Regions from separate parts of the Mus musculus genome. Here regions 1 and 3 are each linked to region 2. A link is a loop called in an ENCODE intact Hi-C map of the cell type or tissue named here. Cell type or tissue: left cerebral cortex. All regions are shown on one strand.

Region 1 (8,000 bases), 280 kb before region 2:
TTAGAGGTCACCACAGCATGAGGAACTGAATTAGAGGCTCACAGCCCTAGGAAGGTTGAGAACCACTGCACTGCACTACCACCAACCCACAGAAACACTTCCAGAAACTTCACTGCCATCAGACTATGACTAGGATCCAGAACACCAACAGCCCCTAAAGACAAGAACAGGTATCCACACCAGAAATACCTCAAACATCTTAACTCCAGATGCCTAGGTCCCAGCACAAAAAGACAACCATGAACAGACAAGACAACATGGCTCCTCCGGAAGCCAGCAACTCAAAACGCAGTAGGCACTGAGAAAAGCAATTTAGTTGAAGTATAAGACAAAGACTTCACAGTAGCAACTGTTCAAGGACCTTCAAGGGGATATGAATGAAGTCTGTGAAAACTCAGCTGGATGAAATAATGAAAACAGCTCAGGATATGAAAGTAGAATTTAATGAAGAACTAGAACCACTTTAAAAAAAAAAAAATGCAGGGGCTGGTGAGATGGCTCAGTGGGTAAGAGCACCCGACTGTTCTTCTGAAGGTCCAGAGTTCAAATCCCAGCAACCACATGGTGGCTCACAACCATCTGTAACAAGATCTGATGCCCTCTTCTGGAGTGTCTGAAGACAGCTACAGTGTATTTACATATAATAAATAAATAAATCTTTAAAAAATATTTGTTTGTTAAAAAAAAAAAAAAATGCAGGGCTGGAGAGATGGCTCAGTGGTTAAGAGCACTGACTGCTCTTCCAAAGGTCCTGTGTTTGATTCCCAGCAACCACATGGTGGCTCACAACCATCCGTAATGAGATCTGACGCCCTCTTCTGGTGTGCCTGAAAACAGCTACAGTGTACTTACATATAATAAATAAATAAATCTTAAAAAAAAAACAACCCAACTAACATAAAACTCAAAATTAAAAACTTAAGATATTAAAAAACAAACAAACAAACCAACCAAAAAACCCTCAGAGATCACTGCCTTGGTCAACTTCCATCAGAGTGGCTGCTTCCAATAGTGGACAGGATTAGCCTTGAGACTAAAGGGGCAATGTTCAGAGTGGAAGACTGCGGAGCACATGGCTCTAAATGGAATGTCTTTGTCAACCCCCTCCTCAGACCACAGGGATCCATGCAGAATAGGAGGTGGGACAAGGAGACAGTGTCGTCCAGACACAATTGGACTGAAGCACAGATGAATTCAGAGACTGTGGCACTGGGGCAGGGCCTGCACAGGTTCAGGTCAGGTTCCTAGCACTGAGAAAGGAAAGAAGTCTAGGTGTCCCACCCCAACCTTAGAGTTAATTTGCAATTAATGCCAACTGGTAAGGGGGTAAAATCAATTTTCTCCAGGAGTGTCACTGGGTATATCACGCATACTCCAGGGCAACACAAAACAAACTCCATGGCTTTTCTCGAGATTTTTTTTTTTTTTTTTGCTTTTTGCTTTGTCTAGCTATGTTTTGTCTTACTGGTCTTCTGTTTTTTCATTTTGAAGTTTTGTGACATTGTGGGGTTTTGTTTTTGTTTTTGAAAGAAAGAGAACATAAAATTCAATGGCGAGTGTCTGGGAGAAATCACAGAAGGGAAACTATAATCAAAACACATATACAAATATATAAAATACATACATAAAAATATATAAATGTATAAAAATGAAATAGAAGTAAATTTTAGGGGCTAGAAAGGTGGCTCAGTGGTTAAGAAGACTGCCTGCTCTCTTGGAGGTCTCCAGTTCAATTCCCACCGCCCCACAACAGTCTATAACTCCAATACCTAATATTCTCACAGACGTGCATGCAGACAAAACACCAATGCACGTAAAATAAAAGGAAATAAAAAATAAAATCAAAATAAATAAATTTAAAAAATCAAAAAATAAGAATCTATAAGAAAAAAATGATCAGGCCTTTGGGAAAAAGGTGGTTATTTTTGTTTTGTTTTCCAGTTTCCTTAATCTCTTCAAGTGAATTGAACTGTTTTAAATAGCACATCCCACTTTGATCTCTGGTTGTTAGAAAATTCTTTCTGCGGGCCGAGGATACGGCCCAGGGGATGAAGTGCTTGTCAGACAAGCGCGAGGACCTGAACTCAGATCCCAGCACCCAGAGAAAAGCCAGGCACAGTGGTAGGAGGCAGTAGGCAGTACTGGGCCTGAGGGAACAGACACACAGGCTAGTCTAGCCAATCCCTGAGCTCTGGGTTCAGTGAGGCACCCTATCTAAAGGAAAATATCAGACATCAACCTCTGGCCTCTGAGCTCACACACAGAAGAGAAGTCTCTAAGAGCAGACAGAACACACCCCTCCCTGTATCAGAGACCCTCCTCCTGAGTGCTGGGATCAAAGGCCTGGCCACCATACCCAGCTTAAAAAGTCAATTGTTTACAAAGTGCAACAGGATAGAAAAAACATCTCCCACATAGTATGCAAGGGTTAGTAATATCCTTTCTATGCAGCCTGTTTCTAATATGTTGAAACACACACACAAGAGAAACAGAAGCGTGTGAACTGAATGAAAAAATGCAATATTTTCCGTCAAAAAACATTGACCGCTTCTCTGATGATGATGGTTGAAAAATGCACTGAAATTCTCAAAGAATAAGAACATTAAAAACAAACAAACGTTGCAAGCTACTGCAGTGTGTTGTGGAGAGATAAGGTGCAAAGGGTACACTGAACCCAGTGCCGGGAGGAGCTACGGCTCTAAGCCAAGATGCAGAGACACCTTTGAGAGAAACAGGCCAAGTGGGCAGTTCAAACAGCGGCCCAACTCAGCTGGAAGCTGAGCACAGGCTGGGCTAGGGAGCTGGTTCCCCAATCTGACCAGTGAAGGCTCTCAACTTACAACGAAGGAGTCCAGGCGCTCTTGTAGAGCCTGCCTCACTAAAAGAGCAGAAGCCCGTCTGTCTCTGACCACTGAGACCGACCTTACAATATGACCTAACTTAGGAAATGTAGCCTTTAACCAGGATTTGTTTACCTTTCTGATGATCCAGTTGATAACAAGCATGTTGTGTGCAGAGTATTTTCATACCCCATCTTTTCCTTACCACAACTACTTGATGAGAGAATATTACTCAAGGTTAAAGTTATAGCCGGGAAAACAGTCTCAAAGTCAAATAGCTCCTAGGTGTAACTGTTTCTTTTTTAAAATGTTTCCATTTATCTTATTTATTTTTTGAGCCAGGACCTCATCACATGGTAGCCCAGGCTGGCCTCGAATTCTACATTCTATTGCCTTAGCCCACTGAGGCTGCGTATTAGAAGAGCCCACCACCATACCCAGCTTATTACTCCCCACACATAATTGCACATCTGTCTTGTTTTGTTGTTTTAAGTAGTATACATGTTCCATATTATCAATACGCCTCTGCAATGAGTTGCACGGTCCATGGAGAACCACTGGCTCAGGAATGGGCCATTAACACAAATATAACACATTTTAATTCTAGATTAATCTGTCACTTCCAACTACACATTAGGTTTTTTGGGGGCGTGGGGGTTGGGGCTGACACTGGGTAGCCCTAGCTGTCCTGGAGTTCAATATACAAACCAGGCTGACCTCGAACTCAGAGATCCTACTGCTATTGCCTCCCTAGGGGCCGGGATTAAAGGCGTGTACCACCTGCCCCTCTTTAATGGTTTTGAAGCAAATACAATGTTAACATCCAGTAAGTTATTTGTCCCAAATCCAAATTCAGTACAATAGAGAAAGCAATGTCAACAATATCAAAGTTAAACCTATTGTTAGTCCATCTACCAAACACTAAACCTTTATCTTTCCTTTACCTTGGCTAAGGGAGAGGGACGGAAGATGAAGACGCGGGGCTGCAGTGGCTCTGTCCAGCCAGACAGGGGACCCGGTGGCCCTCAAGAGTTGTGCGATCAACTCCGACCGGCGGAGGCGCCCCTCGCCCCGCAGTGGCACCTGCCAAGCCGGGATAGTACCCAGCTCACTTCGGTACCTCCGAAGCGGGTCGAGCTCCGGAGAGCCCTGCTTGTCCCCACTTCGAGGAGACCCTCGGCCCCCACCGTGCTCACCTCCTCGCTGTGCGTGGACGGGCACTTTTTTCGCAGGCGGCCCCAGTTGAGCAGGTTCCCGGTCTGCAGGTGCAGGGTGCTGGCCCGCGCCAGGAGCGCCCCGGCCGCGCGGCTGTCGGTGCCCATGGCAGCTGCCGCCGGAGGGGACCGGGTAGCGCCGGAGCCGCGGAGAGATGGCGAGCGGGCGGGCAGGCGGGCGGGCGAGTGGGCAGACGGCTGCCTCGCAGGGCGCGGCGGTGCCCCAGGCCCCAGAGGAGAGCGCGAGGCTGCCGACTCCGCGCGGCCACAGCCCGGTGTGCGCTCGGGCCCGAGGAGGCCGGGCGGCGACGGAGAGGCGGTCCCGGAGGGAGGGAAGGAAGGGAGGGAGGCGCCGGCGCGGACGGTCGCTGCGGCTTCTGCGGCCGCCACCGCCGCCGCCGCTGAAACGAGGGAGCTGTTTCCTGGAAGACAATGACTAAGCAGAAACCTCACCCGAGAAAGTGCTTCGTAACCGTTACTCGTCCCGCGGCGGGCCAGGGGCGGGGCGCAGGCCCGCGGGTGACTGGCCCTCGGCCTGCGGCGGGCGTGGCGCCGGGCGGCCGGGAGCGGGCGGCGCCGCGGGGGAGAACAGCGCGCGGACGTGCGCCCCCTGCCGGCCAGAGCGCGGCGCGCGGCCTACGCCGCCAGCGCCTCGTGAGAGTTGACGGTGCGCCCGGGAGCGCCGCTCAGCCAATGGCCGCCCGCGCTGCGGCCCTGGACACGCCCTCTTCGAGAGGACCGCCGGAGGTCCATCCTCCCAGGCCTTGAGAGCGTGCCTGCTTCTGTGTCTAAGGAGCTGATGCGATGGCGCGAGTGTCTCATTGCCCGCGCCCCGCTCTGTTTTTTAAATTTATTTTTATTTTTTCCTTTTGCTTTGCTTTGCCCAAGAGTCTTTCCCCCAAACTGATCATTCTTCTTCCAGCGTGTTGATTTACCTATTTGCTGGTGCTGTATGAAACCAGAGAGTACAACTTTAATTTTCCCCTTTCAGAAGCCTAATCCTTCGAGAGAAAGGCCTCAGCCCATGAAACATTAAACAATAAAAATACCACGGGGCAGTTAGTTTCCAGGTCAGTTAAGCATAAGGAACAGATGGTAACAGAGAACGTTTTATGATTCACACTTTTACAAGTTGTTCGTGATTCTTCCCCATTCCCACTGGAGATGGCTGGGTATAATAGCAAACTGACCGTTTATTAAAGTTTTACCCAGGAAACAAACTTTTTAACAAACCAGTCAGGTATGTTAGAGCCAGGTGAGATTTTCATTATAAGGCGGCAAAATCTTTTCAAAAGAAACATGAATCTGAGTTGGTAAACTACTAAGAAATAGGAAAGGCTGGAAGATCGTTCCAGAAAAAGTGAGGCTGGTGTTGGGTACATCTTTGTGCACATCCAATGAGCAAGAATCCATGGAGAAGAGGTTTCCCAGGAGCAGCCCCTCACATGGCCTTACTTAAATATAAACAATTGATTCTTCTGATGAATTTTTTATGGTCATTGTTAGACTTTTGATTATATTCTCTTAAAAGTCCATGTAAATATTTGGTTAAAACTTAGTGGTCGCCGGGTGGTGGTGGCACACGCCTTTAATCCCAGCACTTGGGAGGCAGAGGCAGGTGAATCTGTGAATTCATGGCCAGCCTGGTCTACATAGAGAGTCCCAGGACAGCCAGAGCTAGGTAGAGAGACTCTGTCTCAAAACAAACATACAAAAATATTGTTTATTTGTGTGTATGTGTGTTTTCTTCCATGAGTTTATGGGCACCGTTCAGGGCCCCTGGAGGCCACAGGACATCAGATCTGCCGTTGGGTAGGTAGTTGTGATGAGTTACTAAGAGAAGGTATGGTGAGTCCTTAGTTCAGTACTTGGCTTATAATAAATGTTCAGTAAGTGAGAACTACTATTTATGGTGCTGGGGTCGAAGGCTTACACATGCGTTCTGACAGTGGGCATCCCTAGCCCTCAAAATTGTTGTTGTATTCTACTCTCTCCTGTTATAACCTGACTATCACAGGCTGGCACACTCAGGAGTGCACGGAGGACTTCACGTTGTTTCTGAGATGTACATTTGTAGACCCTTTGAGACCACACGTGGTAGCACGCGCCTACAATTCCTCCACTCGGCAGGCTGAGGCAGGATCCTCGGAGGGAGGATCAGGAACCCAGTGTTAGCCTGGGCTGTGGAATGCAAATACCTACTTTAAAACAACCAACGGACAGGTGGGCGGAGGAACCTAAGCGCTGTATTTTAAACTCTTTACTGGTTCATATTACAGGTGATTTAAATTCTTTAATGTGTCTGTGCATGATTTATATGCTTTCAGTGCCTTGCATATTTTACTTAATAATACTGTTGCTGTAACTCCATGGTTTCTTGGTGAAGAGAAAAGTAATCTACATTTCCTTTGGCTGCAGAAGAAAGGGATACAAGCCAGAAGAACTTGGCTGCAAAGTCATTGTGAGTCTGCTCTTTTGTCTCGGGGAGGGGGGGGGGGGAGGTGCCTTGCTTCCTCCTTGGGTACACTGTAAGCTTTGTTTTCAGGAGCCTTAACCCTCTCCTGGGAAGGACCAACAAACAGAACTAAGGGGTGGCGGGGATACATGGAAAAGTATACGCTCTGAGTCTATTCACACAAACTAATTAATAAACAAAATTAAACTACCCATTAGGAAAGTACAAACATGTAGTAAAACCACAAATGTGCAAAGAAATTATTACCAGGGTGTAAAACAGAAGAATGGGTGGTGGGGGCTCCAGAACAATTGAGACAACCTTTGCTTAGTAGTTATTTGTAACTCAGCCTTACACAATTAATGCACTTTGTCTAGTTGATCTATTGTAATAAAAGTTTTTTTTAAAGAGCTATTTTTTAAAACCTCTTGGTGGCAGTTGGGAGTGACGGGTTTGTAGATGAACTATGATAGTATAAATGTCACAGCACAGGACAGATAGGGCTGCGATTGGAGAAGCAGCCAGCAGCAATGCTATTTATCCCCAGTCTCCAGAACAGGACGCAGAGCATGCTGGGTAGAGGTGAGAGGCCAGAGTCAGAAAGACACTCAAGGCACAGCGACTGAAGTCAGCTGAAGGGATAGGAGCGGTCCCTAAGCTAGAATCTGCTCTAAGGAAAAACAACTCTAATTTGACAAAGTGTCCAGGGCACCCCACATGATTTGAAGTGAGGGGGCGGGGGAGAGAGGCTGGGAGAAATGAGTTACCTACGCTCTAACCATCCATGCAGAGAATGTATTTAGGGCATGAGGAAGGATGGGAAAAGTAGATTGTGAATGCTGTGTATGTTACTCCATGTGAGGACACACCAAGGCTTTCAATGTAAGGAGAAAGTGAGAAAAGTATTGAGGTGGATCTTCCATTTCAAAGTCTCTAGTAACGAATATACACAGCATTTGTAATATAAAAAATACCCATTTAAGCCATAATTAAATACTGCCTAAGAATAGAGAAGCACGTATTCACATGGTCAAAGAAATTTACAACAGTAGTTAGATAGTGGTTAGGACAAGGGATTATAGGTTTCTTTCAATTTTACTTATGTTTGAAATTAAAAATGTAATTTTAGTCTGAAAGCACAATGTAGGAATTAATTATAAAATCTTAGGTGTTTAGTTTCTTTGCATGCACTTTTTCTCAATTCTTTTACAAAGAGAACAATTTTATTTAATTTATATTTTGCCGATAAATTGATTGTGTAAGTTTTCCTTTGCAGATATTTTACCATCTGGAGACCTTCATTGAACTCAATTTAGTGGATATAGAGTTGAACTTTCTTTTCTAACAGTTCCAGAGTGACATGAATATCTGTTGATCCAACAGATACACTTTAATTTCTGGTTAAACTTTACCATAACATTACATATTAATTAAAAATAACAAATTGGTACAACTGGCCATCTGGGAGTTCAAAAACCATACTTGAAAACC
Region 2 (8,000 bases):
GCCGGGCCGAGCCAGCACTGCTGTGAGGCAGCTGGGGCAGAGGTGCTCCGCCCTGGCCCCACCTCTGCCCCGCCCCAGCCCACCCCCTGGGGCTCAGCCCATTGGCTCAAACTCGCAGGGGCGGGGACAGAGCGCAGAGAAGGTAGAGGAGCCCGGGGTGTGGTAGTCTGTCAGCAGCTTCTGGTCTGACAGGGTCTCCTCACAGAAGACATTGCTTAGGAAAAGTCACCTTAGAACTGGATTTGCTAATAGGCATTCTTGGGTGGTGTATTTCCTGGACCACTTTCATCTTCTGTCACCAAATCCCGAAATGATACGAGCTGAAGACGAAGGCTCCACTCAGGTAACATGCAACAAGGCCTACCTAGCCCTAATTCCAAAAGAATTAACTACATCGAAACCAGACAACCATTCAGCCCCTTATAAAGGGCAGAATTTTCCACCAAGGCCCGTGTTTGGTCAACTGCCTTTTCAAACTCACCTCAGGATATATGAAGGAATGGTTTAAAAAGCAGCAGGTCCCTCGAAATACAAGGACTCTTGAATTCAACACAGAAAGCTAAGCTAGAGAAAAACATGGGGAGGGTGCCTGTGGGAACAGTATAGAGACAGAAAAATGGCCACCTGTGGGAGGAAAAGGATCCAGGGCAGTGTGAGGGGAGGTGAAAGAACGGGCAGCAAACCCCAAGAGAGAAACAAGCAAAGAAAGAAGAGAGTAGGACCCAAGGAGACCAGAAAATAAGACAGAAATACTGTAGGCCCAACAAGTGAGGCATTGAATCAGGAGAAATTTCTGAAAAACAGACACTTAAATTTTCCAATTATTACCAGAAAAACAGCCCCCTTAGTGTAACTTGAAAGGATAAATATGGAATTGCTTGGTTACTTTAGCTCTACAGTGGATTTTTAAGATTCATACAAATATATCCCTTCTGCCCTCAAACACAAAATACCAAATTTGCGCTCCAAATATTCAGGAACCTCTCAAAACCAGACTACTTTTAATTGCATTCGGGGAAAAAAAGTAGCAAAGACTTTTAGCATGGAAACTGATGTTTGAACTTTTAAAGCAAGCTACTAAGAGGAAAGGCATCCTCAAGAATAAAGGGGGTGAGAGTACGACTACAGTTAGAAACACACATTTGGGGGGAAATGGTAAGAAGTGGCTGCTTCAAGTGGTTCTTAGCTGCTCACACCCCCATTAAGTTATTTAAAAATATGTCAATTCTCTTTTTATACATCTGCCATTCCATTTAATAAAGAAAACTGAGTTGAAGTTGGTGGCACATTTCTGTAGTCCTACAATTTAGGAGATAGAGGCAGATGGATCAAGATTCCAAAGCCAGTCTCAGCTACCCAATGAGTTCCAGGCCAGCCTAAGGCTACACAAGAGTCTATCTCACTGAGCTCCCAGCCACCACCGATCACTCCCATCCAACTAATATAAAAGAAGATTGTGTTCTGATTAAAATGGATCTGATTATGTCACTTAACAAATAAGATGAACAAGTAACTGATAGAGAGAAAGGGGCATGAGGAGCTGGGAGAGAGACAAAGAAAAGTGTAAGGACAAAGACAATTATGGAGAGGAGGGTGAGGGAAGGACAGAGACAGATAATGAAAGCTGAGAAGGAATCGGAGATAAAAAGCTACAGTAGGAAGACTACTTACAGCTAAGGGAAAAGTGGAGGACACCTCGAGGTAAAAAGTTCTGGGGGAAGTGAAGCCAATTGGCCTCTAAGCAAAGATACGTTGACAACAGAGGCTCCTTGGTCACTTAGCTCCACATTGTTTTTTCAGATTTAGTTGTTTAAAATGCACTCATAAAGACACTACAAGACAATAATGCACCATGAATAGCCCATGAAACCACTGTTACTAAAAACTGAAGGGCACACTCAGGAGAAGAAAGGATTCTGAGGGTCAAGAAGGGACATCAAGAGAACAAAGTATTTGGCTCCATCTGACCACGTGTTTTGTTTTTGCTTTGGTTTTTTTTTTTTTTTTTTTTTTTGGTTTTTTGAGACAGGGTTTCTCTGTGTAGCCCTGGCTGTCCTGGAACTCACTCTGTAGACCAGGCTGGCCTCGAACTCAGAAATCCTCCTGCCACTGCCTCCCGAGTGCTGGGATTAAAGGCGTGCACCACCATGCCTGGCTCCACGTGGTTCTTAACATTTTCTCCAGCAGATCCGACTTTAACCATCCCACCCATATCCAAACAGCCAACTACTGTCCATGGAACCTGACACAGAATAGATCCATGAATATGAGATGCTTGAAGTCTAGTAGGGCTGTTTATGGGAAATTTTGGTCTTACGATCTTAATCCTTCAATTGTCTAAAAACATAATAGCTACCATTCTTCATACAAAAGATGATATTTGCAAATATTCACAAAAATAAGTTCATTTTTAAATTAAAAAGACTCTTATAAATATCTCCTGATCTGTATTTTAAAGTAAGTTTATATGGTACAAATAAACATAACTATGAAAAGTACAATACTGAAATAATCTTTGTACTTAAAATTATTAGTTTATAGTAAAATTATAAAGCCCTCCCCTCAAAAGTAAAAATCATCTTTAGATCTACTGTAGAAATGCAACATCTCAAATTGTTTAACAAGCTGCAGAGAAACATTTCTGGAAGCAACCTATAATTGAAAAGAAATTACCAGCCGAAGGTCGGGGTAGGGGTAGCTGGCAGCAGCGCACATCTTTAATCCCAGCATATGGGAGGCAGGAGGCAGAGGCAGGCGGCAGAGGCAGGCAGATGTCTGTGAGTTCTAAGCCAGTGTGGTCTACAGAGTGAACTACAGGACAGCCAGGACTATACAGAGAAACCATGCCTTGAAAAACAAAACAATGTCTTTCTACTATTTTCTGTTGTGATTGTGTCTATTCTCTCTCTCTCTCTCTCTCTCTCTCTCCCTCCTCCCTCTCCCTCCTCTCTCTCTCTCTCTCTCTCTCTCTCTCTCTCCCCTCTCTTCCCCCCATCTCTGTCTCTCTCTTTCTCTCTCTCTCTCTCTTGTTTTTTTGAGACAGGATTTCCCTGTATAGCTCTGGCTGTCCTGGAATTTATTCTGTAGACCAAGTTGGCCTCGAACTCAGAAATCCACCTGCCTCTGCCTCCCAAGTGCTGGGATTAAAGGTGTGCGCCACCACTGCCCGGATTAATTTCTCCTTTAAAATGGTAATTTGCACTTATTTTATGTTACCTGTAAGTCATTTATCCTATGAACCATCAATTTACAAACTTCTAAAAAATTTTTTAATACATTCTCCTCAAAATGTCTATGGTACCAGGCTGAATAATTATATTATGTGTAGTGGTGCTATTTTTTTTTTAAGCAGATGTTTTCATATCCCTGAAGCAGGCTGTGTGGTTTAGGCAGCCTGTATTTTTCACAGCAGAACATGGTCCTAAAAGCATTTGACATCTGGCTAATTTTTGGTTGTCACAGTTGAGGAAGGGGTTCTACTGACACCTAGTGGGTAAAGGCCATGGACATGCTAAATGCCTTCATGCAGAAGACTGCCCACTCTTAGGAATTAGCCAGCCTTGAAAGGTCAAGACACCTTACTCTGGATTCAACTACTTTATACTTATATTTCATAAGCTGTAAGACAAAATACATCAAATTATATATCAGTATGCCATCAACAAAACCTGGATTGCGACAACACATTTTTTTTAAACAAAAAAGTTGCATGAGGGGCTGGAGAGATGACTCAGAGGTTAAGAGCACTGACTGCTATTCTAGAGGTCCTGAGTTCAATTTCCAGTAACCACATGGTGGCTCACAACCATCTGTAATGGGATCTGATGCCTTCTTCTGGTGTGTCTGAAGACAGTTATTCATATAAACAAAATAAACAAATCTCTTAAAAAGTTGCAGGAGAACAAATATTTTTTAATGTCTAGATTTAAATCTTAAAAGAGGGTAGTGGTGCATGCAGTTACACCCATGCGAGACCAGCCTGGTTTGCCAAGTGAGGCACTATTTCAATAGAAAAGAAATCCTTAAAAGATAAAGTGGAGGAATAAATAACAACAGATTTGCCCATTCATTGTAGTAAAAAAAACTAGAGAAGTGTGTGTGGTAGTGGGGAGGGGAGTTAGATAGATAGTTTTCACAAAGCAAGGGATAGTAGTATTTGAAACATGGAATCTCAAGCCAATGAAATAAACTGCAATATCTGAACTTTCAATGAAATAAAACTCTATTATCTCCTAAATTATTTTTATTTATTTTATGTATTCATTTTTTAACATTCTTTTTTTTAAAAGATTTATTTATTTATTAATTATATGTAAGTACACTGTAGCTGTCTTCAGACACTCCAGAAGAGGGAGTCAGATCTCGTTATGGATGGTTGTGAGCCACCATGTGGTTGCTGGGATTTGAACTCGGGACCTTTGGAAGAGCAGTCGGGTGCTCTTACCCACTGAGCCATCTCACCAGCCCTCATTTTTTGTAAGATACGGTTTCTCTGTGTAGCCTTAGCTTTCCTGGAACTGATTGGTAGAACAGGTTGGCTTCAAACCCAGGAAAATCTGCCTGCTTCTACACTAGGGTTAAAGGCCTGTGCCAGCCCCACCCACCCATCTCCTAATAACTCTACAGTATCCCAGCTTTTGCCTAATGGCACTTTCTAGACCATAGGAAAGGAAGAGAGAAGCTAGGCAAGATATAGAACTCTTGCTGAAGTCAGGCAGTGGTGGCACATGCCTTTAATCCCAGCACTTAGAAGGCAGAGGTAGGCGGGTTTCTGAGTTCCAGGCCAGCCTGGTCTACAGAGTGAGTTCCAGGACAGCAAGGCTATGCAGAGAAACCCTGTCTCCAAAAACAAACAAAATAAACCCTTTTGCTGAACTGAGGAAAAAAAGAAATCCTAGTTCCATGGTGCACAGACCTTTGTAGGATAGGCTGGGTGAAGAAAATATGGAAAGGTTACTCTTGAGCCTGCATGGGAATCCCTTAATTGTCTCTGAAGATGTACACTCAGGGCAAAACTTCAGAAACGGTTCAAAGAATTTCAGGAGAGTTGGAGATCTGGGTTTTCTCAATGCCTGGAGAAGAGAATGACAAACTGAACACTCAAGGGGTTATCCTGGAAGGCCATGCCCTGTAGCCCATATGATTTAACCCTAATAGAAATGCCACAACAAGCACATTTTTAAAAAACTAATGCTTAAAACTTATTGTGTTGTAGCATTTACAATAAATGAAGAAATAGCCGGGCGTGGTGGCACACACCTTTAATCCCAGCACTTGGGAGGCAGAGGCAGGTAGATTTCTGAGTTTGAGGCTAGCCTGGTCTACAAAGTGAGTTCCAGGATAGCCAAGACTACACAGAGAAACCCTGTCTCGAAAAAAAAGAAGAAAGAAGAAGAAGAAGAAGAAGAAGAAGAAGAAGAAGAAGAAGAAGAAGAAGAAGAAGAAGAAGAAGAAGAAGTAGAAGAAGAAGAAGTAGAAGAAGAAAAAGAAGAAGAAGTAACAACATAAATGGACATAAATGGTAATGTAAAGAAGGGAAATGAAATTTTCCAATGAGTCATTATGTGTGAAGTAAAGTTTACTTGAAGGTATAAGTAAAAAAAATGTGTATTAAAATCTCTGGAAGTAGATGGCCTAGTCGCCCATCACTGGGAAGAGAGGCCCCTTGGTCTAGCAAACTTTAAATGCCCCAGTACAGGGGAAAGCCAGGGCCAAGAAGTAGGAGTGGGTGGGTAGGGGAGCAGGGCGGGTATAGGGGACTTTTGAGATAGCATTTGAAATGTAAATGAAGAAAATATCTAATTAAATAAATAAATGAGAGAGAGAGAGAGAGAGAGAGAGAGAGAATTAAACCGGGGCATCAGATACAAGACAATGATTATAGTTTGCAGTGGACTGGGCACAAAGATTTCTTATAATGAACGTGCAGAGGGAAATATAGTGTATATGTTTTCTGACCATTGTCTGAAAGAAAGCAAGCACGCATATTAGTCTCTAGTCACCACTTTTGTTTCTGCAGGGGAAAAAACCTAAGGTTTGATAATAGTATATTGGTCCCTGTATACAAGACACTGAGAAATTCAGGACACAATGTATTCAACTGTGGTTCTACAAATTAAATGAAACTACTGTTCTTTTCTTTTACATCATATTATATATAGTTTGTCCAATAAAACATTCATGAAATTCCCATGTGTAAAAAAAAAATCTCTGGAAGTGTAACTAATAAGCTAATAGCTATCAAAAACAGCAGTTTCAAAATTAATCCAAAATAAAGATAAGAAAAAGAAACCATTAACAAGTGGGACAAATAAAAAGCAGCAATCAGTAACATTAAATATACTTTATATATCCCAGAAAAAGCAAGATGTGGGCTAGAAGTATAGCTTACTACCAAAACAGTTGTCTTCCATGCATGAGACCCTAGAGGATTCAAACTAAAATAGCTGGGAGAGGTGAGCTAGATTCTCAAATTAAGTAAAATAACAAGATCTAACGCCAACAATAACAGATCTGAAATATAAAGATATATATATTGAAAGAAAAATGACAAAAAAGATACAACATCTAAATATTTATCACAAGAAAGCATTAGTGGTTCTATGACACCAGACAAGAAGTTCTACCAAACATAAAATGTTGTATTAAATAATTAAATAATTATAAAAGGCAATTTCATCATAAAGCTATAACAATCCTAAAAGAGTATGTAACTACAATAAAGTCTAGGATACATGAGACAAATCCGGATAGCATTGTTAATTAAAATTTCAGCACTCTTCTCTCAGTATCAACACAATAAAACCAAAAAACTATTAGGACTATCAAGATCTGGAAAAAAAACAATATTAACAAATTTGACAAGATAGACTGTTACAGAAAACTCTACTCCTAAATGACAGAATACACATTCTTTTCAAATGTACCTGGAACAATCACTAAAATAGACCATGTATGGGATTATACAATTAGTCCCATTAAGTAACTGAAATAATGTAGTGTAAGTTTTCTGACCTAGATAAGATTAACTATGAAATCTACAGCATAAAGGTATCTGTGGCATCTCAAATATTTGTTAGTTACAAAACGTTTTTAACCCATAGGCCAAATTTCCACATGCTATGGAGATAACATGTTAAAAACTGTGGCTAGAGAAATATACAGTTTTGGGGATGCTTTATTTTCAAGAGACTAAAATCAGTCATACCAGCTTCCATTTTAAGAACTTAGGAAAGAAAGAGTAAATTAAAATCAAAGTAAGTCAAAGGAAATAATAAGAACAAAAATTCGCCTGAGCTGGGTGTGGTGGCACATGCCTTTAATCCCAGCACTTGGGAAGCAAAGGCAGGTGAATTTCTGAGCTCAAGGCCAGCCTGGTCTACAGAGTGAGTTCTAGGATAGCCTAGGCTACACAGAGAAACCCTGCCTAGAAAACAAACAAACAAACAAACAAACAAACCCTATAATAGCAAAATCAGTGAAGAAAATAATGTAGAAAATATTGATAAAGTCTAGTTATTTGAAAAGATTAGTTAAACTGATAAATATCTAGCTACATTGACCAAGAAATAAAGCGATAGAGACAATAATAAACACAAACTACTCATCTGAGTCACAGAAGGAACACCATTACAGACCCAACAGTTATTAAAGGACTACAAAAGCATTTTACAGTCACTTTAAATGAACGACTCCAAAGAAACCCAATGAGAGAAACAAAATCTAAGTAGTATTAAAATTGTTAAAAAATTGAATTCATAATTTAAAAACTACCTGGAACAAAACCTGTAAATCTAGTGGGTTTAAAAATTCACTGAATCAGAAAATGTGTGTGTTTGTACTAAACACACAAAATAGAGGAAGTAAGAATCTTTCAAAATCTTTTGAGGCAGTGTTCCCAATATTAAAACCAAACAATGATGTTACAATAAAATTATAGATCAAATTCCTTAAATGCAGTATTTACACATAAAATAAAACAACATCATAGTTAAAAAGAG
Region 3 (8,000 bases), 140 kb before region 2:
AGAGCTCCGGGGTACTGGTTAGTTCATATTGTTGTTCCACCTATAGGGTTGCAGATCCCTTTAGCTCCTTGGGTACTTTCTCTAGCTCCTTCATTGGGGGCCCTGTGTTCCATCCAATAGCTGACTGTGAGCATCCACTTCTGTATTTGCCAGTCACTGGCATAGCCTCACAGGAGACAGCTATATCAGGGTCCTTTCAGCAAAATCTTGCTGGCATACCCAATAGTGTCTGGGTTTGATGGCTGATTATGGAATGGATCCCCGGGTGAGGTAGTCTCTGGCTAGTCTATCCTTAGCTAGAAACTTTGTCTCTGTAACATATCTTAATGTGACTAAGTTTATCTTTCAGCAGTAATTATGGATCAACTCAGCAAGTTCATGGTGGGAAGGAGTTAGTTGTGGGCAAAAGAGGAAGACCTGAGTGCTAGGTGGTCTTGTAGTACTCTGAGTGTTAGGTGGTCTTGTAGTACCCTGCAACAATACAGAAGAGATCCACTCCAAACAAGTCTCCTCCTTTGCCTGGGGCTCGGCCTGCTGACTGGTTATGAGTGCTTGCTCTCTGAGGTTTGCCACTCACACAGGTGGAGACATTAGTAATGGATCTAGAGCCTTTGGAAGTGGATTGGTCCTCCCCATCCATGAATGCTCTTCATAGAATCTAAGTACAAGACTCAGCATTTTTCCCACTGTCTATATAGAAAGCAGGAACAAACTAGCGACTTTTTCTGAACAAGCCTAGTTACACTGTAGGACAGACTGAGATGTTCAACTGTATGAGGCCTTCTGCACCCCTCTTCTTCTGGTTCCCCCTTTATTAAAAGCCCCTATAAAAAGGTCAGCCCCTTTGGTCCATCCAAATTCTGCATTCCCAAATACACATAGATCTTCTCATTCTTTTCTTGGGAACACAAAGATACAAGAATGCTGAGAACCCTTCTCAGGCTTCAGAGCAGAGTCACTGTTCACTAGGCCACCTCCCATAGTTCAGTGGGACATAGTTGAATAGTGGGGTAATGGGGGTCACAGACAAGTCACACAGCCTAGCATTCCCGAGGCCAAAGGGCCTCGTGCTCTCCCTCCCGCGTGTTTCTTCTTGCTCCTCCATCTTATGGAAGTGCTTCGTCTCATGAATGGGCTCTGATCTACGAATAAGGTTTTCCCTGAATCACTGCTTTCTCCACAATAGAAAGGAAAGAGACCAATTAGCGATATCTCTCTGGAGCCCGCGAGAACCAAGTGGAACTAATGTGTGTCTTATCTGCTGTGGTCACCATCTCTCCTTCATGCTCTCGTGCCTGTTGGGTATTGAGGGAATCGATTGAAAACCAGATGAGGAGGAGATATGCGGAAGGGAGGGACGGAAGGAAGCTGTACTTAAGTTGAACCTAAGTCCGAGGAAGTCTTAAAAAAAAAAAGTCAGAACTGGACTGGAGGGTTTTTACTGCTCTCTGTAGAATGAATTCAACCTTCTATCCGAGCCCAGAGCAAAGTCCTGCAAACGTCTAGACTGCGAGCTTTGGTGGATGTCAGTCACCCAGCCAGCCTTGTGGGCTCCGTCCCCAGCTTCCTCCTCTACCCGCTTTCCTTGTTGCTCCTTGTGGACTGAGTAACAATGGAACCTTCCCATTGTCTTTGCCCCCAGCTTCTTTCCTGCACAGCAGAGCTGGGGAGGAAGGGACACACACACACACACACACACACACACACACACACGGGGGGGGGGGGGGGGGATTCAAAGGAAAACCTTATTTTGGTGTGGAACGCTCTGTTTCCGTCATTATTGGAACAGCGTTCTGGTTCCCACAAGGAGAAGAAGCGTCTTTGTGCTCGAAGCTCTTGGTGAACACTCTTTACCTCACGTCCCAAGAGCTTTGAAGTCCTAAAACCTCGTTCTTGGGCAGGCAGGTCTCTGTGTCGCTTATCAGTCAGAAGCCAGCCATTCAGCCAGATGTTTACTCACGGACTCTTTTAATTCTAAAGATACAAATCACCTACTGGTGAAAGAGGTGTGGGGCAGAGCAGAGGGCCTATGGTGGCTAAGAAGGGGGCGGGGCTGCCCCTTTCACCTCTGTGGAGCTCTGGTATCCTTTGTAGGGTGAGGTTGTTTGACTAGAATGGCCTCCACCCCAGCATTGGTTCTAAGGGAACTCTAAGATGGGTTTTGATTGACACCACAACCCACAGGGTCATAGTGTAATAGCAAAGATAGAACGCAGTAGGTTAGGGACATTTTACTGCAAAATGGGGGGCTTGGATGAAACGGGTATGTGTTAGTTGGCTAGCATATATGATGGGGCGTTCTTAGGTCAGGTAGCCATGATCCAACATGGAATGGGAGACTTGCATCCTGTCCGCACATCTTCATGACACTTGACATGAGGATAGCGATGAAGCTGAACAGGCTCACTGGGTCTACAACAGAAAGCGACTTCCATCCAATAAAGCATCAACAACTACCAAGTGTGTGCACTCGTATTCCAACAAGCCCAAAAGGAGCTGCTTCTACGAAGGAGCTAAAAATATAAAATATACAGGATGGCAGCATACTGCGAAACAACGTCCTATCTTTAATTCTACCTTAATGGGGGAAAAAAAAAACCCCTATCACTAAGAAAAGACAGGCTCCAAATTCCATCCTTTCAAACAGAGTCCTTGGATAATATGTTTTATAACGTGGCAGCATTATATTAGTATATAATATTAGATGTTAGTGGGCCCATGTTGAGACCGCCCCCCTCCCCCAGGCTTCAACTATACAACAGGTTTAGTATAAAAGAAAGTTTATCTGGGACATAGGAAGGGGGTCTGGGAAAGAGAGTAAAAGCAGAGAAAGGTTACAGAGAAGGACAGAAAGAGAGGAGAGAGAAAGAAGGGGAGAGGCCAGCAGGGAACTTGTGGCCAGGCATGAACATGTGGGATAATGGAGAGAGAGAGAGAGAGAGAGAGAGAGAGAGAGAGGAGGATGGAAAGTCCTTTTATGCTAGGTAATGGTTGGGCAGAACCTAGAGGAAATGCTAACACTGGAGATCTCTGCAGGCAGAAAGATGTTTCTTAGTGAAGCTAACGCCCTGGCCATGAGGATGATTGACAGGTTAATTGTCCAGATCTCCTCCCCTCATACCACCAATAGCGCTTGCCACCTTCTAACTGTAGCCAAGTATTGGAATGATAATTCTAGGAAACACTCCTTTTAAGCTCATTCCTGTCTTTGAAAGAAGAGGCAACCTTTGAGCACACAACAGTTCTACCCTGGGCTTTGCTTACAGCGGTCTCCGGTCTCCGCGTGGTCATGAAACAGACTGGGAAACCTACGTAGACAGTGAGTGAGGCCCTTAGGCAAGAAGAGGAGAGGGGAAGAGATAACGATACATGGCTGGGGGGGAGGCAGGGAATTGAGGGTGCTGGCTCTCTAAGGGTCCTGCCTTGCTTGAAAGGTGAGGAATTACCTGTCTTGCTGTCTTTAATGCTCAGCTAACTAGTCCAAGCACTTGCTCACCAACAGGAGGAGAGCAGAAACAATGAAGCCATTTTTTTTTTAAAGACTGTCTTCTCCACCCGGCTTACCATGATGAACAGCGTCAGGAGGAAGATACTCAGCGCCATGATGGAGAAGCTATCCAGGAACCAGGTACACCAGATGACAGCATTAGAGACGCCTTGGTTTTTCAAGGTCTCCTTCAGCCTCAGCTCCTTCTCCAAAACAATGCCCTTAACGGTCATGGAGACAGAGTAGATCCACGCCAGCACCATGAAGATAGGGAAACAGCGATTCAGGATGATCATGAAGCTGAAGCGAGAGGAAAAAGCAGAACAGAGCCAGCTGTCCCTGGTAGAATCAACGTAAAATACTTATTGAATGGAGAGTTGAGAATGAAGCCCGAAGGGAAGGAGAGCAGAAAAATAAATCGTTGGACCCTCACTGGGTTGAGCCCTCTTAAATACCTTTCTCATTTGTCATTTCTTTCTTTAAGGCAAAATGGAGCCGTTCTGGACAGCCCAGATGGAGGATGCTCTATATGTGTAGGAATAAAACATACCATCTCTTTATAGTATATATGCCATATAGTATATTTAGATCTTCCCCATGAAGGCTTGTGGGAAAGACTGTAGACCTGATGGTGTGGGTTGTGATCTGAACAAGGCAATGATCCAATAGTCATTGATTCCGAGAGCCATCCATTCGTAAGTGGAGTAGATCCTGGGATAGGCTCTCGGCAAGCAGGACGGATTTGACACGATGGAATCACATTAGGGTAAGCGTTACAGGTTTCCCCTGTGAATAATGCACTGGTAAAGCCCTTGGGATTATTATCTATTGAAACTGTTGGGTGTTGTCAAAGGAAGGGCCCAGTGCCTAGCGTGGGAGGATAGTTTCACTCAAAATGGCCCTAGGGAGGGAACCAACCAACCAAAAATCATGCACTTCCGAGGCTGGCCGCCAGAGGGCTCTCCCATACTGAATGACTCCGATTCCCACAGGTTCTCCACACTCACCCGTTTTCCTGCCAGCCCCTCCCCTTCTGACCCTGCAAGTGGACCTGGGCTCTCCTTCCCATCTCTGCCTCTTATCCAAAGTAAAACTAACTTCTGAACAGCGACCGTTATCTCTGCAGTCTTCTGCAGAGCTGGAGACCTGATGGGGCCACAGTGTCGAGCACTGCTTTCCCGTGTGTACACTGGGCTTTATTTTACAATCTCTCCAGCTGGCCACGGGACTCTTTTCACCACGTTTTGCCATCTCTGCTTCCCGGATCCCACAGTCACACACACTCGTGCTACAGTGACTTTCCCGTGATCTCAACACCCCAGGAGTTAAATTCCTTAGCCAACTATAGGTCAGGGAGTGTTTCTGACCCCATCTACCATGATAATAAGCCTTCTGAGCACCTCTCCCCCTCTGTCCCTTTCTCCACCACTCCAAAATCTATTTTCAACAAAACAGCAGGCTGTTTGCTTAGCATGCTACTGGTCAAAGGGCGGACAGGCGTTAGGATGGGGGTGGTCAGAGAGGGAGGCCAGAGCTCATCCAACAACACATTCCTCTACCTTTTCACCAAACACACATCATAGGAATGTTAATTGGGGAAGGAGCTGCATTATTCTGAGGCTCCTAGGTACCAGGCCTTCTTGCCACGCAGTCTGAATCTGCTGATCTGGCAATCACTGGGAAAACGCCCTGACCAGAACCTTCCACATACCAAACATACTACGAAGTGGAAATTTAAACAGCGGGCATCCCCCCACTTCAACCTCACTCCTATTGTTTGAACCTCCAATTTCCCTTTTGTACCCCCGACACCCTATCATTTATTTCCCCCTCTGCTTCCGTCTGGAGTGCAGAGCCAGCATCTTCTTCGGTCAGAACCCTATGCTCCCCAGTCTTCCCTCATCACTGGGGTTCCTTCGGGAGATGCTGAAGCCTTGAGAGCACCCCCATTTACTGCTTTTTCAGCTCAGGGAGGAAGATAGAGGTCTGGGACTCACGAGTCATCCACAAAGCAGGGATAAGGCATCTGTTGGAGATAGACTCCAATTGGAGGCTCTGCCTGCATCTGACTCTTCACGATTCCTTGCTCCACCATGTCCTGTAGATAGGCAAAACCTCCCCAGATGTACCGGAAATCTTCGACAGGATCCGCCCTGGGACCAGAATCCCAGTACCTAAGAAGGCACAGGATGAAGGGGGAAGGATGTAAGTGCGAGTGGGTAACTCACTCACTTCACAAGCCCAGGTTACCCCACAACTCGGTCCCTTGACGAATTCTCCTCAAGCTGTGGTCCTCAACCTTCCTAACGTGGCGATCGTTTAATAATGCAGCGCCTTGTGCTGGGGTGACCCATCCCCCAAGCATAAAATTATTTTTGTTGCTACTTCTTAACTGTAATCTTGTTACTGTTAGAAAAATATAAATATCTGTGCTTTCTGATGGTCTGGGGCCAGCCCTGTGAAAGGACTGTGACCCACAGGTTGAGAAATGATGTCCTACATGTTTCCCAAACTAGCCAGCTCTACTTTGGGGTCACAGTGCTAACTCCGATGGCCATGACTCACGAGGTGATTGCTTCGGTCTACCTCCATCTGCACAAATCATACTTTCTCCCATTTAGCTTCCCTTCGTTGATCCATAGGCTGCATTTGCCCTTAATCCTCTACTCGCTACCAAATATAATTCACCATGAGTTTTGGAGAAACCTTTCAAGACTGAGCCATCACCTGTCTTTGATCTTATTGGTCTTCTCCACCACATCTATGTCCATCCGAATCTTGTACTTCACATGAGGAGGTAAGGAGCTGGCCCAGGGATACATGCCAGGGAACACCACTCCGGCCCAGAACCTGTTCTCCTCCAGGAGAGACAGGGCTCGTTGGGTGAGCTGCACTTCATCATCATAACTTTCAAACTTATCCAGGACCAGACACTGTGGATGGAGGATCACAAAGGTGGGGAGAGTCTGAGGCCCAAATGTAAACAAAAAGGCAGAAGAAACTCTACTGCTCAAGGGATGGGTCCCCCACAAAAAAAACTATACACCAACTATGTATTTAATTACAGGGTCTGCCATTAATTTCTTTGTGTGCCTAGGTTGGTGTGTGTGTGTGTGTGTGTGTGTGTGTGTGTGTGTGTGTGTGTGCGCGTGCGTGCAAGGGCCCTGGAAATGATGACAGGTTCTTATCACTGAAGAGTTAATGGAGACTGCTCTGCCCAGATGTCCAAGACAGTCCAAATATGCAAGTCCTCAAAACGACACAAATACTCAAGGTTCTCACTCCCCAGCATGGGGAGGCGAGGGAGTGGGGTCACGGTGGACACAGGGCTGCTTTGAAGATCAGAAAGCCTGAGGATAAAAGACTTTTAAAGAGAGAAGCATTCCTGGCATTGAATCTTCCTGGCTCTCTCCAAACACACACACAGGCTATCCAGCTGAGGGACGAACCAGGAAGAGGAAAGCAAAGGAACAGACAGCCAAAAAAATGGTCTCATCTGAGAGCTTGGTCTCATGCATGGCTTCATGGTGAGAGAGTGGAATTATCCCAATATCTCTTTTCTCAGAGAGAGAGAGAGAGAGAGAGAGAGAGAGAGAGAGAGAGAGAGAGAGATCCATAAGAGAGAGCAAAACTAAGAATTTCCTTTCAATGGAGGATTGAGAGGTTGCCCACTTGTACAGACTTGCTGAAGTAATTATGTTGTACTGGTATTCGTTTTACACGGGGTGGGGGGAGTGTTTGTGTCCATGATTCTTAGAATGTAACTCACAAGAGGTCAGACAGCCTTGTCTTGATTAATTTGTTCGACGAAAATTTACAGAGTATATGCAACGTGCCAGAGCCTGCCAGGCTCCTCAGGTACAAGGAGAGAAGATGACAATCTCTTCCTGAGACAAACTCAAACCTGATGGTGGAGGGTTTGTAGTGAACCCATGAGCGTGGATAGCGGGCAGAGGAAGGAAAATGGAGGTCGGCTTGACCACGAGGAGCAGCACTGTGGCCTTAGGGGACTTGCAAGAATAGAGCCGTGGTTCCCACCGTCCCTCAAGCTTTGGAGCACTGGCTGGCTTTAAAAAGACACCAAAGTCTTTATTTCAAAATCTTGAGGGGCAAGGCCAGGCACTAGCATTTTGTTAAAAGACAAAGACAACAACAAAGCCCTCCCCAGGTAGTCACAATACATAACACATGGTGAGTGGTTGGGACCGGACCCTTTACTCTGCTAGGTTTGGGAATTTGACTGACCAACTGAGGGGTGTCTCAGGACACACACTTTCAGGCTAAGACCAAGAGAATTCTGGCCAAGCCCTAAAATCCCATCAGGTCACCGTGGGGTTCTAAGCAAAAGTATGACAATGAGATCAGACAGGGAAGTCACAGGGGCACTAGGCTAGACTGTTGAGTATATTCTGGCTTTAAAGAATAGTTAACTCCACCAGGAGAACCTGGGAGTGAGTGGCTGGAAACTTATGTGTGCTAGGGAAGAAATGGTAGAGATGCTCCTGGGTTAAGG

Evidence for each region. Hi-C counts contacts between places; a loop is a spot of excess contacts. Peaks named below come from ENCODE experiments on the same cell type or tissue, not always from the same donor. Only the 100,000 strongest peaks of a DNase experiment are listed, where the experiment ranks them.
Region 1: a loop joins it to region 2, with 2.0 times the contacts of the local background. A loop is called at or near these places in 2 of 42 quality-filtered maps.
Region 3: it touches region 2 in a loop (7-fold over the local background); 34 of 42 quality-filtered maps call a loop at or near these places.

Annotation. Positions count from the first base shown.
Region 1 is chr3:122,242,148-122,250,147 of GRCm38, reverse strand. It overlaps Gclm (glutamate-cysteine ligase, modifier subunit), which reads right to left and starts at 4,591. Exons shown (of 7, transcript NM_008129.4): 1 at 4,037-4,591. The coding sequence starts at 4,162. Gm46822 (a long non-coding RNA gene) reads left to right here and starts at 5,776. Exons shown (of 6, transcript XR_001783970.1): 1 at 5,776-6,277; 2 at 6,382-6,515. In left cerebral cortex, CTCF peaks have their summits at 803 (motif pointing left), 3,857 and 4,714 (motif pointing left); DNase peaks (open chromatin) are centred at 4,016 and 4,674; H3K4me3 peaks cover 2,519 bases; H3K27ac peaks cover 1,280 bases.
Region 2 is chr3:121,959,849-121,967,848 of GRCm38, reverse strand. Arhgap29 (Rho GTPase activating protein 29) reads right to left here and starts at 43. Exons shown (of 23, transcript NM_001356524.1): 1 at 1-43. In left cerebral cortex, a CTCF peak has its summit at 3,493 (motif pointing left); DNase peaks (open chromatin) are centred at 87 and 3,486; H3K4me3 peaks cover 575 bases; H3K27ac peaks cover 3 bases.
Region 3 is chr3:122,101,095-122,109,094 of GRCm38, reverse strand. It overlaps Abca4 (ATP-binding cassette, sub-family A (ABC1), member 4), which reads right to left. Exons shown (of 50, transcript NM_007378.1): 12 at 6,215-6,420; 13 at 5,485-5,661; 14 at 3,565-3,787. It overlaps Gm40138 (a long non-coding RNA gene), which reads left to right. Exons shown (of 3, transcript XR_001783974.2): 3 at 3,542-3,939. Among named protein-coding and RNA genes, the nearest start is that of Gm40138, 21 kb to the left of the region's middle. In left cerebral cortex, a CTCF peak has its summit at 4,445 (motif pointing right); DNase peaks (open chromatin) are centred at 4,471 and 6,829; H3K4me3 peaks cover 309 bases; H3K27ac peaks cover 358 bases.